Regions from separate parts of the Homo sapiens genome. Here region 2 is linked to region 1. A link is a loop called in an ENCODE intact Hi-C map of the cell type or tissue named here. Cell type or tissue: natural killer cell. All regions are shown on one strand.

Region 1 (8,000 bases):
CTCTTAGCACTGCTTTTGCTGTATTTCCTAAGTTGTATTGTGTTGTGTTTTTGTTTTCATTTGTCTCAAGGTATTTGCTAATTCATCTTGTTACTTCTTTTTTGAACCATTGGTTGTTTAAGAGCATGTTTAAAATTCCACGTATTTGAGGATTTTTCTAATTTTCTTTGTGCTTTTGATTTCTAGTTTTATTCCATTAAGATCAGAAAATAATTTTTTTTCTTATTTTTCCTGGATTTATTTTTTTCTTTTGTTTTTTATTATACTTTAAGTTCTGGGGTACCTGTGCAGAACGTGCAGTTTTGTTACATAGGTATACAAATGCCATGGTGGTTTGATGCACCCATCAATCTGTTACCTACATTAGATATTTCTCCTATTGCTATCCCTTCTCTAGCCCTCCACCCCCTGACAGGCCACTGTATGTGATGATCCCCTCCCTGTGTCCATGTGTTCTCATTGTTCAACTCGCACTTATCAGTAAGAACATGCGGTGTTTGATTTTCTGTTCTTGTGTTAGTTTACTGAGAATGATGGTTTCCAGCTTCATCTACGTCCCTACGAAGGACATGAATTCATCCTTTTTTATGGCTGCATGGTATTTGATGGTGTATATGTGACACATTTTCTTTATCCAGTCTGTCACTGATGGACATTTGGGTTGGTTCCAGGTCTTTGCTGTTGTGAATAGTGCCACAATAAACATACAGGTGCATGTGTCTTTATAGTGGAATGATTTATAATGCTTTGGGTATATACTCAGGAATGGGATTGCTGGGTCAAATGGTATTTCTAGTTCTAGATCCTTGAGGAATTGCCACACTGTCTTCCACAATGGTTGAACTAATTTACACTCCCACCAACAGTGTAAAAGCATTCCTATTTCTCCACATCCTCTCCAGCATCTGTTGTTTGCTGACTTTTTAATGATCACCATTCTAACTGGCGTTAAGATGGTATCTCATTGTGGTTTTGATTTGCATTTCTCTAATATCCAGTGATGATGAGCATTTTTTCATATGTTTGTTGGCTGCATAAATGTCTTCCTTTGAGAAGTGTCTGCTTATATTCTTTGCCCACTTTTTGATGGGATTATTTGTTTTTTTCTTGTAAATTTGTTTAAGTTCTTTGTAGATTCTGGATATTAGCCCTTTGTCAGATGGATATATTGCAAAGATTTTCTCCCGTTCTATAGGTTGCCTGTTCACTCTGATGATAGTTTCTTTTGCTGTGCAGAAGCTCTTTAGTTTAATTAGATCTCATTTGTCAATTTTGGCTTTTGTTGCCATTGCTTTTGGTGTTTTGGACATGAAGTCCTTGCCCATGCCTATGTCCTGAATGGTATTGCCTAGGTTTTCTTCTAGGGTTTTTATGGCTTTAGGTCTTACATTTAAGTCTTTCATCCACCTTGAGTTCATTTTTGTATAAGGTGTAAGGAAGGGACCCAGTTTCAGTTTTCTGCATACGGCTAGCCAGTTTTCCCAACATCATTTATTAAATAGGGGATCCTTTCCCCATTGCTTGTTTGTGTAAGGTTTGTCAAAGATCAGATGGTTGTAGATGTGTGGTGTTATTGCTGAGGCCTTTGTTCTGTTCTACTGGTCTATATATCTGTTTTAGTACCAGTACCATGCTGTTTTGGTTACTGTAGCCTTGTAGTATAGTTTGAAGTCAGGTAGCTTGATGCCTCCATCTTTGTTCTTTTTGCTGAGGATTGTCTTGGCTATGCGGACTCTTTTTTGCTTCCATATGAAGTTAAAAGTAGTTGCAGAAAAGACATTTTATATAATGTCAACTTTCTTGAATTTGTTAAGATATGTGGGCTATTTTGGAGAATGTTTTCTGTATACTTGAGAAGAATGTATATTCTGCTGTTATTGAGTGAAATATTCTGTATATGTCTTGTCAGGTCAATTGGTCTATAGTGTTATTTAATTCCTTTATTTCCTCATTGATCTTCTGTCTGGTTGTTCTATTCATTACTGAAAGAGGAGGTCCTGAAATCTCCTACTATTATGTTGCTGTCTATTTCTCTCTTTGATTCTGTCAAAATTCCTTTCACATGTTTGTGGCTTTGATTTGCTGCACAAATATTTATAATTGTTATATCTTCTTAGTGAATTGACCCTTTTATCATTATATAGTGTCTTTCACTGTCTTTTGTAATTGTTTTTGACTTAAAGTCTATTTTGTCTGATGTTAGTATGGCCACTCCTGCTCTCTTTTGGTTGCCACTGGTATGGAATATCTTTTTCCGTTCTTTCACTTCCAACCCTGTGTCGTCTTTAGATGTAAGTGGCTCTTATAGACAGCATATGGTTGGATCCTGTGACTTTTTTATCCATTCGATGACTGTCTTTTGATTGGGGAGTTTAGTCCAGTTACATTAAAGTAATTACTGATAGGGAAGGACTTACTATTGCCATTTTGTTCATTCTTTTCTGTATGTCTTGTAGCTTTTCTCTTCCTCCTTTCCTCTCTTACTGCCTCCTTTGTGTTTCATTAAATTTTTTTGTAATGGCATGCTTTGACTTACTTTTAATTTCATTTTCTGTATATTTTACAGATTTTTTGTAGCTACCATTGCAATTACATAAAACAAAAAAGTTATAGCATTTTATTAAATGTTATAAAATGCTTTTAAACTTAACAGCACACTATTTTATTTTATTTTTTTCTGACTACAAAGACAAAGAAAACAGCATACTATGTTAAACAGATAATAACCTAACTCCAATCACATACATGCTTTACAAAGCATACAATATGCTTTACAGTATGTGTATAAATATCTTTATACAACACTTAATAAAGTGCTAAATCACATACTATAAAATCGCCATTATTATTGATGCCACAGATATTTGTGTTGTATAAAGATATTTATGCAATAGATGTAGTTTTTAAAATATTTTCATCATTTAAATTCTGTGTACCAAATTAACAATAATATAAGTTATTATATTTATCCATGTCTTTACTCTTGCTTGAGAACCTTATATTTTCTTATGACTCTGTGTTGCTGTCTAAATCCTTTTGTTTCTACTTGAAAGACTCTAGTTAGTGTTTCTTGTAGAGAAGGTCTAGTGGTAATAAACTCCTTTAGGTTTTATTTATCTGGGAAAGCCTTTCATTTTCAAAGGACAATTTTGCCAGATGCAGTATTGTTGTTTGACAAGTTCCCTCTGGCCCCAGCACTTTGAATATGTCACCCTACTTCCTTTGGCCTGCAGAGTTTCTGCTGGGAAATCTGCTGATAATCTTATGAAAGCTCCTTTTGTATGTGATAAGTTGCCTTCCTCTTGCTGCTTTCAGGAGTCTCTCTTTGTCTTTGATTTTAGACAGTTTGGCTACAATGTATCTCAGTGCAGTTTTCTTTAGGTTTATCCCAAAGCTAGTTAGAGCTTTTTGAATTTATTTCTTTCTTCAAATTTGGAAAGTTTGGAGCCATTATTTCTTTAATAATTTCTCTGCTCCTTTCTCTCTCTCTCTCTCTCTCTCTCTCTCCTTGGATTTCTATAATGTATACGTTGGGCCCACTTGATTGTGTCCCTTATGTCACTTTTCTTCATTCTTTTTTCTTTTTGTTCCTTTGACTGGATGATTTCAAATGACCTGCCTTCAAATTCACTGATTTTTTTCTTCTATCTGATCAAGTCTACTGTTGAACCCCTTTAGTGAATTTTTTAGTCAGATATTTTTGGGGGTTTTTTTTTCAAATAACTGTCTTTTAAAGGAAGAATAAAAACTCGATTGGTTTTTTTTTATAGTTTCCATCTCTTTGTTGATTTTCTCCTTTTGCTCATGCATAGTTTTCCTGATTTCTTTTTAATTGTGTATATGTGTTCTCTTTTTCTAAAGCTCATTGGTCATCTTTATGACTGTTATTTTAAATTCTTTGTCAGGGAGTTCATAGATTTGCAGTTCTTTTGGATCAGTTTTGAGAGATTCATTTTGTTTTGTTGATTAGGTTGTGTTTTCTTTTTTCATTTTTATGCCTTATAATCTGTTGAAATTTGGGCATTTGAAAAATCAACCACATCTCCCAGTCTTTACATACTGGCTTCATGCAGGGAAGGCTTTCACCCATCAGCCCAGCTAGAGGTTCTAGGACCTCTCAAACCTTTTTTGATCTCTTGCTTCCCCTGCTGTCCACCTGTGGAACTGCAACTCTAATGTACAGCTTGCCTCTTTTCAAGCATCTTCCAACTCTATCATTGGTTCCTTTAGTGCTCCAAGTCAGGAGAGACAGAAGCCAGTTTCTCAGGCAGCCCCCAGACAATCCAGAATGTTAGAAACATGGTCTACTCTTTTATTTTTATTCTGAGGGAGGAACCTTAGTATGGAGGTTTTCCTCTTGGTTGCCCTGTGCTATGCTGTGTAGAGGGAGAGGCACTGATGGGCACACATGAAATGCATGGCACACATGCATTTTTCTATTTGCTGGAATCTCTTCTTGGTTTTACCTTGGCCTGCATGCTGTAGCTTCTCAACGGGTCTCTAGAGTTCTCACAAAGGTATTCTAGTCCATACATTGCTATTAGTTCCATGTCTCTGTGGCAGAAGGAGGGCCTGGAGCTTTCTAGTCCATCTTGCTGATGTCACGCCTGGATATTTTTTTCAGTTCTGCATTTTAGCTGCAATAGATTCTCCTTATGAAAACCGTTTCTTCTTTTGTTGTGGAAAAGATGTCTGAAGAAGTTCTCTGCTAGTCCCACCTACTCTAATAATAGATGGAGGAAGCATGGAGCTACTGAGCCTCGAAGGCTCCCTACCCAACCGTGTCCCTTTCTTCCTTGAGTCACTCATGCTACCTAAAATCACCACTATTATTTCCATACACAATATGAATGGGAGAAGAAACAATTAAATTATTAGAACTCATCACCAGCTAAGTAAGAGGTGAGGTATGTATTTTCTCTCTCTCCCTCTCAATTACTGTAGGTATTACTTACAAAATAAATCTGTTTTCCAGCTATATAGACTCTCATTAACAAAACACTTAACACATTATTTTCCTTGCCCTTCCCACTGGAAGACAGTACAGCCCTGCCTTTCTTCCATGCTCCTTTGAATCGGAACAGTTAATAGCATTTTTGGGGTTTCAGGTGTGTGAAATGGGCTGCCTTGAAACTCCTCCATAGACTCTTGCTTTAAATGAGTGGATTATGGTGGAGAGAGAGGGTCTAAAGTCTGCGTGTGAGCTTTTGATCTCACCTCAGAAGGGTTTTAAGCCAGGTCATTGGAGCAGGACCCAGAGAGGAGGCTAAGTATGTGGTCCCAGGAGGGATGGAGATCTGGGCCTCACCCACAGACCACCTGGTGGGGAGATGCTGGTGTGGAGATCTCTGGCAGCCTGGCACTGACCACAGAGGTCCAGGGATGCTCTCCCTGAGGGCACATGGTCAGCATCACCAGTTCTTTCTCTGATGAACTACAAGGGGCCAGAGGAGAGGCTTTTCAGCACTGAGCAGGATTGTTGAGTAACTGCCATTTTCTTGGGCCATCTGAGTTCCCTGTCCTGGCCACATAGGAGTGGAAAGGGAGTCACAAAAACATGACGGATATTCCACTTTCTCTCACCTTGGCAAGCTAATCATAATTTAACGTAGAAAAATTAATTATGTACTATTTATTACTCCTCAAGAACTGTGGGACAAAATACATGCTTTTATAAATGGAGCTATAAATTGACTTTTTACTTAGTACTGTACTAGGATTATCACTTTGTAACATTAAATATTCTTCTAGAACATGATTTTTAATGACTACATAGTATTTTATGGATGATCTGTCTTTTGAAGGAATAATTTGATTATGCCATTTAAGTGTGGGGTGGAGAAGAGAGCTTTCTGGCTCGAGGAAGGGAGCTACATGGGCATTAGCTCAGAGAACCCGTCAAAGGACTGTCCTCAGTGCCACGTGTGAGCCCAGGTTCATCTGGGTTCTTAGCTCAAGCTGTGTTTTATTATACCAGAGACTTTTTGACCACAACTTACATTGAAAAATACATTTCTATGGCTACCTAGTGATTTTTAAACTAAATTTGTTGAAATTTTGCCTGACAGTGCTAAGGGAAGAGGAGTGTAAAGTGAGTGCACGTGTTAAAGTTTATATTGCGTTTCCAGGGAGGGCCTCACAGAGATGGTGGATTTGAGTCAAGACCTGGTAGAAATTAAGGAGTGAGCCAGGCACCTGTTTAGGGGAGAGGCTTCCAGGCATGGGAGTAGAAAATGCAGAACTTCTGCAAGGGGAGCATGCCTCGGAGGTTTGAGGAACAGGGAGAAAGTCAGCGTGGCCAGAGATGGTAGCATAGAATGAGAGCAGTGGACAATAAGGTCAGAGTCAGGAGCAGGTTGTATAGGGCCTTGCAGGCTACTGCAAAGATACTGGCTTTAACTCTGAATGACATGGGAGTTAGTAGAGGGTTTTATTTATTTATTTTGAGATGGAGTCTCGCTCTGTCACCCAGGCTGGAGTGCAGTGGTGCAATCTTGGCTCACCGCAACCTCCGCCTCCCAGGGTCAAGTGATTCTCCTGCCTCAGCCTCCTGAGTAGCTGGGATTACAGGCCTGTGCCACCACGCTGGCTAATTTTTTTGAATTTTTAGTAGAGACGGGGTTTCACCATGTTGGCCAGGCTGGTCTTGAACTCCTGACCTCGTGATCCGCATGCCTTGGCCTCCCAAAGTACTGGGATTACAGGCGTGAGCCACCACACCTGGCCTTAGTAGAGGGTTTTAATCAAAGGAATGAGATGTTTTAACCATTATGTTGAGAATATAGTATAGAAGGGAATGTGGGTAGTGGGTGAGGATGCAAGTAGGGAGAGCAGTTAGGAGCCTAGTTCTATAATACAGTGGAGACAGAAGGCAGCTTGGACCATCATGGGAACAATGGAAGGGATGAGAGGAGGTGCTTCAAAGAGGAGAGAGTGAACCACCATCTTCAGTACTGCTGATCAGCCAGGCAAGATGAGGGCTGAGAATTCACCATTGAATTTTGAATTTAGAAATGTAGACATCATTGCTGACTTTGACGATAGCAATTTTGCTGGAATAATGGGCTTGAAACCCTAAGGGAAAGACAGTTAAGACAGAATGGAAGGAGAGAAATGAGAAAATGTCGTACCACTTTCAGGGAATTTGCTTCAAAACGAAGGAAAGAATTGAAGCAGTAACTAGGGGGATTAGTGGGATCAGGAAAGGTTTTGTTTTGTTTTAAAGTGAAATGATTGTTGGCCAGGTGTGGTGGCTCATGCCTGTAATCCTAGCACTTTGGGAGGCCAAGGCAGATGGATCACCTGTCAGGAGTTTGAGACCAGCCTGGCCAACATGGAGAAACCCTGTCTTTACTAAAAATACAAAAACTAGCTGGGTGTGGTGGCACACACCTGCAGTCCCAGCTACTTGGGAGGCTGAGGCAGGAGAATCACTTGAATGCGGGAGACAGAGGTTGCAGTGAGCCGAGATCACGTCACTGCACTCCAGCCTGGGCGACAGAGCGAGACTCCATCTCAAAAAAAAAAAAAAGATTGCATGTTTCTGTGTATAACAATGGGAAGATTCAGTAGAGAGAGAGAAATAGATGATACAGGAGATTATATATTAAGGAAAAAATTTTCCTGAAACATTACCTTTGGCCATGCCATGCTATGCGTTCTGATGCTTTCAATCCTTTTTCAGTCTCTTCCATTCTATTGCATTCTATGCTGGTCATGCCATACTACACTGATTTCACAACTCGAGATTTGAAAAAAGCACTGTACCCGTCTTGCTGCTTAATTTAAGTTCCCTCCTCTTCCTTAGAATAGTCTTTCTTACCATGGAGGAAGCCTTTGCCCAGAAAAGTCAGGGCAGGATGCTTTACAGACACTTGGGAAACTCAAGAATAGTTTCTTTTACAGCCTGACTGTGCTGACAGCCTGAAGCTCAGGAGCTGTCCAATTTGATTGTTTAAATAGGACTTTTCAGCTAACACTGCCTCCACTGACTCCATTTG
Region 2 (8,000 bases), 1.4 Mb before region 1:
AACTTCAATCTTACTAGCTATAGTTCTCTAGGCTTCAATTTCTTCACCTCTAAAGATGAGAATGAGGGTAGAAACTAGCTCCTGAAGAGGTGATGAGGACTAAATGAGATGATACATGTAAAGTGCTCAGCACAGAGCCTTCACACAATGATCATTCAACAAATTAGTAGCAAAAGAGAGATCTCGTGTGTAAATACTTTTAAATATTGAAGTTTTATATATTCAGACAAATACAGTGAGTTGAGTGCAATTAGAATAATTTTGATTCTAAATAAGCTGCTAAGAGTCTTCATTTTCATGAACATAAAAATTAGGGTTCAAGTCTGGGCAACATAGCGAGACTCTGCCTCTACAAAAATAAAAATAAGCCCAGCGTAGTGGGGCAAATTGGCAGACCCAGCTACTCAAGAGGCTGAGGCAAGAGGATCACTTTACCTCAGGAGGTCAAAGCTGCAGTGAACTAGGATCACACCACGCACTACAGTCTGGGTGACAGAGCAAGACTCTGTCTCTAAAATAAAAATAAAACAAAAAAAAATTGGTGTTCATTAGTGACAACTGTGTAACTTAGCAACAGACTCCACTTGCTATGTTATCAATCCCTCCTCTGGTATAGTGGTGGATTTTCACTCACCACTTGTCAAAATGATCAAACATCGTGACTTCTTAGAATCTATTTTAACAAGGGGAGGGGATTTTATCAGGATTTGCTGGACATTTCAGGGAAAGCCCCCTTTGTGTGAGTCTTGGTAAGAGGCTTCCTCTGCCAAAGAAGGACCACTTTCTCCTTCCCTGCCATTGGGTGGCATGTGAGCTAGGCTAGTCCAATCACAGGTTTCGTCCAGGCCTTGCTTCTGGAGAGGGTGATAAAAAGTGTGAATTCACGGCATCTCTGAAAGTCTACTGGGGTGGGGCTGGGAGCGCACACAGCTTTGGAGATGGCAGTAAAAGATTCCCTGGCCCGACTCCAGGCCCCTGCCATCCAGACCCCTTGTGCCTGCCCATTCAGAACTGCTTCACCATCCCTTTTGTTGATGTAAAGAAGACATTTTTCACCTGCTTAAATTGACCATATTTGGCTTATCTTGCATTCAACCAAGAACCCAAGGGACACAACAAGTTTCACTATATTTTATTGCTCTAACTTAGGTCTAAATCTTTCTCTGGTGGTTTGAGAACTCCACAAGATTCTGAATTTCTGTTTCTATGAAAGGCTGTTTGAGGAAAATAAGTTCATAACAGCCTGGGAATGGGAAGCCATAAAGAGGAGATGCTCTAGAAACATTACTCTGCTACCCTGACTTTGAAAGTCTTAGATTTGCAGGGTTATACAGAGATTTTTCTAGTTTACTTTTTGTTCTTATTTATCACTTTAGTAACTTGAGTGCAAGAGTGTAGAATGAAGTTGTAACATATATCTCAGGGGTTAAAGAGCTGTTCCATTTTCAGATATCCTATCCTAAAAGAACCCATATATGTGTCAATGTTTTTGGTTCAGAAAATACAGGCAGAGTATAAAGCCATCCAAGAACATCCACAGGTGATAATACGTCATGGGCAATGTGAGCTTCATGAGTATCACGAATAATTACTTGACTAGAGCCATACTGAGCACTGCCCAGAGACTGATACAAATGCTAGATTCAGCACTCAGTTTTTTATATATGTATATGTGATTATTTTATATATAATTATACACACACACATACACACACATACATGTATATATTGAGAGCCAACATTTTTTCAGTATGTATTGTGTGTAAGGCACTGTTCTATGTACTATACATGGACTCATCGCATTTTCTCCTCCTTACGTTCCAAGAAGGTAAGCAATATTATAATTTTATCCTATTTTACAAATGAGGAAACCAAATCTTAAAGAAGTTAGTAACTTGCCCAGATCACCACACAGCCAATCCATATGTGATAGAGGATTTATTTCAAGAACCTGCACTTTTAACCAATGACCACTTTCTCCTGCCTTTCACCTGACTCTCTCTGTCTCTCTCTTCCTCCTCCACCTCCTCTTCCTCCCCTATCCCCACAGCCAGCCCTGCTACAGGGCCAAGGACTCTGAGGAAAACATAACACTGCCATGAGGGTAACCCCTGAAGGCCATGGAGCGCCTGCCCCAGCCTAATGGAGTGAAAATCAGAAAAACTATGATTCCTGGGCCCCTGTGGCCTAGTGGATTCTTCACTCCATGCAGGAAGCAATGGCCCCCTAGTTTGGGGGGTACCTTTGAAGGAGACTCAGGGAATAGCAGCACCCAGAGATACCTTAAACTCATGTGTATTCTCCGCATCCTCGTGTGCCAGAGGCTTAATCAGGACCCTCCAGAGAAAACAGTCTTAACTGAAATCCTAAGTGTCATCTCCCCTCAGCCTGGGCCAGATTCTGTGTTCCAGCTAAGCTTCCACTGGTTTGGCTCTCTGCCTCTATGCAATGACCACTCACATGTGTCCCCTGAAAGCAATTGGATTTATAGAAATGATGCTCTGGAAGCCAAGAGGTGCCAGTAAACAAAACTAATGATAGCAGCAACAACAACAGTTATAGCAACAATAATAACAACCAATAACTTATCAGACAAATTTCACAGATTATGTCATCCAGTCTTCCGAATAACCCATTATTCTAATGGAATTCTCATTTTACGTGTGAGGAAACTGAGGTTCAGCAAGGTTCCACAGTTTGCCCATAATCTCACAGCTAGTAAATTGCAGAGCTGCCATTTAAATCTGACTTGACTGGCTCCAAGTACCTTCTTTCACCACTAATGCCACCATTAACTAGGCATAGGCCAGGGCCGTTTCGCTTTAATCACTTAAGGTCTCCATTTCTCATCTGTAAACTGGAGAAGCTGAATGAAATTTGTTCTCATATTTCTCTATCTCTAAAATTCCATGATATCATCTAAAGTTGGGGAGGAGCGAGTGGGAAAGGGAGGGTAGCAGACTTCAAGGATGATATTGTGTCATTTCAGAACACGGTCACCAGGTGACAGCATTGCACTTCATTTTGATATTGTTTCCAAGGACCGATTTTGCCATGCTGTAACTCCACCCATGTGCTTGTTACAAAAATAAGTTTCTTTCTCCTAGAGGCTTTTAGCTTAGCACTCAATTACCCAAAACACAGATCTTACATATCTTGGGACAAAGCCATACATCCTTGCACTCTTCTCCCAATTATTTTAAAATAATTTGATTATTCAAATTAAAAATATATATGTTGAAAATGGCCATTCTGGGGAAAAAAAGTCAGAACCTCTTTGACTGGCCCACACTTATTTTATCATTTAATAATCATCCTAAATTGCATGCCTTGGAGTTGGGTGTAGAAATGCATTGACTGCTTATGGCCTCTAGAGGCTCCAGTCCGGCTGTGCTGCTGAGGTCAATCAAAGGATTGATAAACGTGTGCATTTGCATCTTTTCTGATCTTCATGATTAGTCATTTTAGAAACATACCACTTTTCTAATAAAAATTGTTGGCTTATTACCTCCAGTTGGGAGTGTTCTCAGCTTGATACAGACACAATGGTGAAAGCAACTTTTACTCTGACTAGAAAGAGCCTACACTTTCTACCCACTAGAAAACTTTTCTGAACACAGAGAAGTGATCAATTATTTATTCAAACACCAGACTTATTCTTCTGTTTTCAATAAGTCTAGAACCTAACACCCCTAGATCTGGGCAATTACCACATCAGAAACAAGGATTTCAGGGACCCTGTCACTTGGGTTTGTCATTAACCCGCAGCCAGTAGCACCGAACCCCAAGATTCGCTGAGTTTCTGCAGCGCCCACCTGATTCCCGCTAAGGTTAACAGGCGCTACCATGCACAGTGACCCAGGAGAAATTGGACGCAAGATTAATGCTGCATAAAAAGTCCCACTGTGAATGTCTTCCCTCAGCTGCAAGATTTCTGTAATTAGAAGGGAAATAAAACCTCAGAGGCATTTTCTCTCACTGTAAAATGTTAATTGACAATGCACCAAAGACAAAGAACACACCTCTAATAACACAAGGAGTGTTATTAAACACAGAAATTTTTACTCTATCTATAAAAAGCCATGAAAACTCTGGAAGCCCTGAGGAAAAGGAATATAATACATCCAAAAAAAATGGATAAAATGTGGCCGAGCACAGAGACTCAGGCCTGTAATCCTGGCACTTTGGGAGGCTGAGGCGGGCGGACCACGAGGTCAGGAGATCGAGACCATCCTGGCCAACACGGTGAAACCCCGTCTCTACTAAAAATACAAAAAATTAGCCTGGCGTGGTGGTGGGTGCCTGCAGTCCCAGCTACTGGGGAGGCTGAGGCAGGAGCATAGCTTGAACCTGGGAGGCAGAGATTGCAGTGAGCTGAGATTGTGCCACTGCACTCCAGCCTGGGTGAAAGAGTGATACTTAGTCTTAATATAAAATAAAATAAAATTAAATTAAAATAAAATAAAATAAAATAAAATGTATAGGGAAGCTATTTAAAAAAGAAATGGTCATAAAAACAAAAATGACAGTGGCAACTTACTCCTAACATCCCTGAGGTCCCCTTTTGGATCCCAAATATGCACACTCACACTAGAAAAATTCATGTATTTATTTGCCACGAGGAATGAAGGACACCTGACTTTTGCATTTCAAAATTTTCTCCAAGCTCCTCTTCACAGGATTGAGAAAGGTGGAAGACAAATGAAATCTCAAATCTCCATGACCTCCACAGACCCCCTTGATTGTGTCTTCAACTTGACTGCACCTGCAGGATGTATTTTGATGATTCTAGCATAACCATGCTTAATTTATTGTTACCTCTTTTCCTGGTTTAAAGATTACCCAGCTGTTATGTTATTACCTCATTGTCTAGTTTTCAAAATAAATACCAATTGTTGCTCTCCTCTTCTTTGCGAGAAAATATTATATACCCACCACCTTGACAGAACAGTCATTTCAAGTCAACACCATTTGTTTCAGAAAACTTGAACTCTGACAACCTTAACCGAAGAGTGTACACTGCATCTATAAAGTAGGTGATTCAGGCACATAAAACAATTCCTAGAGAATTGCCTGCAACCTCGACAGGCACTGCCTAGTATAAATTGTTGGTAATGTTTAATTCCACCTGATATACTAGGGTTTACTAATTCAGAACTCTGGATCATTCAAACTAGGTAAAGTTTTCATTCATTCATTCATCAGATTTTTATTCAGTATCCATTACTTGCCTGGCACTCTGCTGGGGATTAAGAAAAAGTAGGGAGAAAAGAAGATCCAGTGTCCACTCTCAGGGAGGGTAGAGGCTACTGCAAGTCTATGAAGGAAACCTACAGGGTGCTGTCTGAGCCTGGCTCCACAGAAAAGAAGAGAGGTGGAAAGATGAGTATTTAGGAATTTGAATTGACAGGATGTGGCAATTGCAGTTAATTTAAACAATGTGTCAAGGACAAGTTCTGAGTTTCAGTTTAAGTTTACCTAATTAAATTGATACCATTTTAGAGATGGTGACAAAGTGGTTTTTAAATCTACTGATAACCATAGAATTATTGTAGATAATTTACCCTTAACTTCAGAGTACTGATTGCATCCAGGTAAATAATATTTCTGAAGTTTAGAAGTCTTAATTTCAAAATAACACAAAATTTTTAAAAAATGTAGCCCATAGTGCAATGCTACAAAAAAAAATGAGATATAAAATATAGTAAGGATGAAATAAAATTTAGAGTCTTTTGATTAGCACAAATCAATTGGGAGATATATTATCTGTAATCAATTCATATCAGTTAAAACTACTTAGTTTTATTTGAAAATGAAACCAAATAATATAATATTCCAGATATTTGATACCATAAACACAATGAATACCTTTAACATAATTTGGCATAAAAATCAAAAATTGCTGGCCAGGCACAGTGCTCACGCCTGTAATCCCAACACTTTGAGAGGCCGAGGTGGGCAGATAAACTGAGGTCCAGAGTTCAAGACCAGCCTGGCCAACATGGCGAAGGTGGTGGCACGCGTCTGTAATCCCCACTACTTAGGAGGCTGAGGCAGGAGAATCGGTTGAACCTGGGAGGCAGAGGTTGCAGTGAGCTGAGATCATGCCACTGCACCCCAGCCAGGGCAACAGAGAGAGACTCTGTCTCAAAAAAAAAAAATGCATTACATATCCATTTCCTTTTAAAATGGTAAAGAGAACTGTAAAGTATGTATGGAAATTTGTTTTCCTGGAAATCTTTATTGACCTGTGGATAGGAGTACGACAAAACCCACTCACCATCAGAAAGGATCTTTGGAAAGATCCATCAACATCCTCTGCTGTCTCTAGCTACATCTTCCTTTACAAATTGTGCTTGTCTATACTTCTGAAATATCTCTTGCTCTGGAGTGAATGACCTTTGTTCCATGTAGTTTATCAGATTTTCATAATATCAAACAGCTTCTGACAGAGTCATTTTTCATATGTCTATTTCAAACCCCACCACGCTATCTGGATCATGTAGCTTGGGCCACTAGGACACATCCCCCGTTTCCCCAGCCTGGCTTATTACATTATTGTCATGCCCTAAAGGAGACTGTCATTTTGTTATTGTGGCAACATGATTACAAAATGGATGAACATGGTAGCGAAATTCTTTCATAACTATCCCAAGTGTTTGGATGCCTCGGGTATTTGTACTCTGAAATAAACAAACATCTACTGTATACCAGCACCTACTTTATTGAGAACCTACGTGAACTCGGCACTGAGAAATGGTTCCTGTCCTGAAGAGCTAATGATATGTCTGGAAAGCCAAGACTAATGCATATAAAACAGCAGTAAACATTCCGGCTCTGCTAAATGAAGCAGCAGCCCCTTTAAGTTACATAGGCTTTCAGGGAAACACCCTGGGATCCTGTCACAGGTACTTTGATAAGGGCTAGTTGTGAATAAAAGGGCAGAAAAATCCGTCAAGACTAAAATAAGTGGAAAAAAAACTAGTTCTAGTACTCTCTCCCCAAATCTAAAGAAATCCAAGCCACTAAAGAATTGTTAAAATAGGCTGGGGGCAGTGGCTCATGCTTGTAATTCCAGCACTTTGGGAGGCTAAGACAGTAGGATCACTTGAGCCCAAGAGTTCGAGACCAGCCTGGGGAAAATAGCATGACAGCATCTCTACAAAAAAATATATAAAAAAAATAAATAAATAATAAAAATAAAAAACAAAATAGCCAGGCATCGTGGCACGTACTTGTAGCCCCAGCTACTGAGTAAGCTGAATTGGGAGGATCCCTTGAGCCCAAGAGGTGAAGGCTGCAGTGAGCCGTGTTTATGCCACTTCACTCCAGCCTGTCCAAAGGGTGAGGCTCTGTCTCTGAAAATAGTAAAAGAATTGTTAAAAGTGCCCATTTTTAAAAAAGAATTAGGGTGATTATGATGTGTTCATGTAAGCTCTTCAGTGATAACAAGTGCACCACTCTGCTAGGGGATGTTAATGATGACAGAGGCTGGGGGAGGGGCAGGAGGCATATGAGAAATCTCTGTACCTTCTGCCCATTTTCCTGTGACCCTAATACTACTCTACAACAATAAAGTTTTTTTTTTTTTTTTTTTTTGTTTTTTTTTTTTTTTGTTTTTGTTTTTTGAGACGGAGTCTCGCTCTGTCGCCCAGGCCGGACTGCGGACTGCAGTGGCGCAATCTCGGCTCACTGCAAGCTCCGCCTCCCAGGTTCACGCCATTCTCCTGCCTCAGCCTCCCGAGTAGCTGGGACTACAGGCGCCCGCCACCGCGCCCGGCTAATTTTTTGTATTTTTAGTAGAGACGGGGTTTCACCTTGTTAGCCAGGATGGTCTCGATCTCCTGACCTCATGATCCACCCACCTCGGCCTCCCAAAGTGCTGGGATTACAGGCGTGAGCCACCGCGCCCGGCCTAAAGTTTTTTTTTAATATTCCTTTCAAAGTTGTTTCTCTCCAGGCCCTGGTCCCTCGGACAGTTTGGATTGCTCTGTGCTGCT

What was found. Peaks named below come from ENCODE experiments on the same cell type or tissue, not always from the same donor. Only the 100,000 strongest peaks of a DNase experiment are listed, where the experiment ranks them.
Region 2: it touches region 1 in a loop (38-fold over the local background); 4 of 110 quality-filtered maps call a loop at or near these places.

Annotation. Positions count from the first base shown.
Region 1 is chr18:6,517,858-6,525,857 of GRCh38, forward strand. The region is part of intron 2 of LINC01387 (long intergenic non-protein coding RNA 1387); the gene reads left to right. Among named protein-coding and RNA genes, the nearest start is that of LINC01387, 10 kb to the left of the region's middle. In natural killer cell, a CTCF peak has its summit at 4,160; no DNase peak of the experiment used is centred here.
Region 2 is chr18:5,070,449-5,078,448 of GRCh38, forward strand. No RefSeq gene overlaps it. Among named protein-coding and RNA genes, the nearest start is that of LINC01892, 6.7 kb to the right of the region's middle. In natural killer cell, no CTCF peak of the experiment used is centred here; a DNase peak (open chromatin) is centred at 3,013.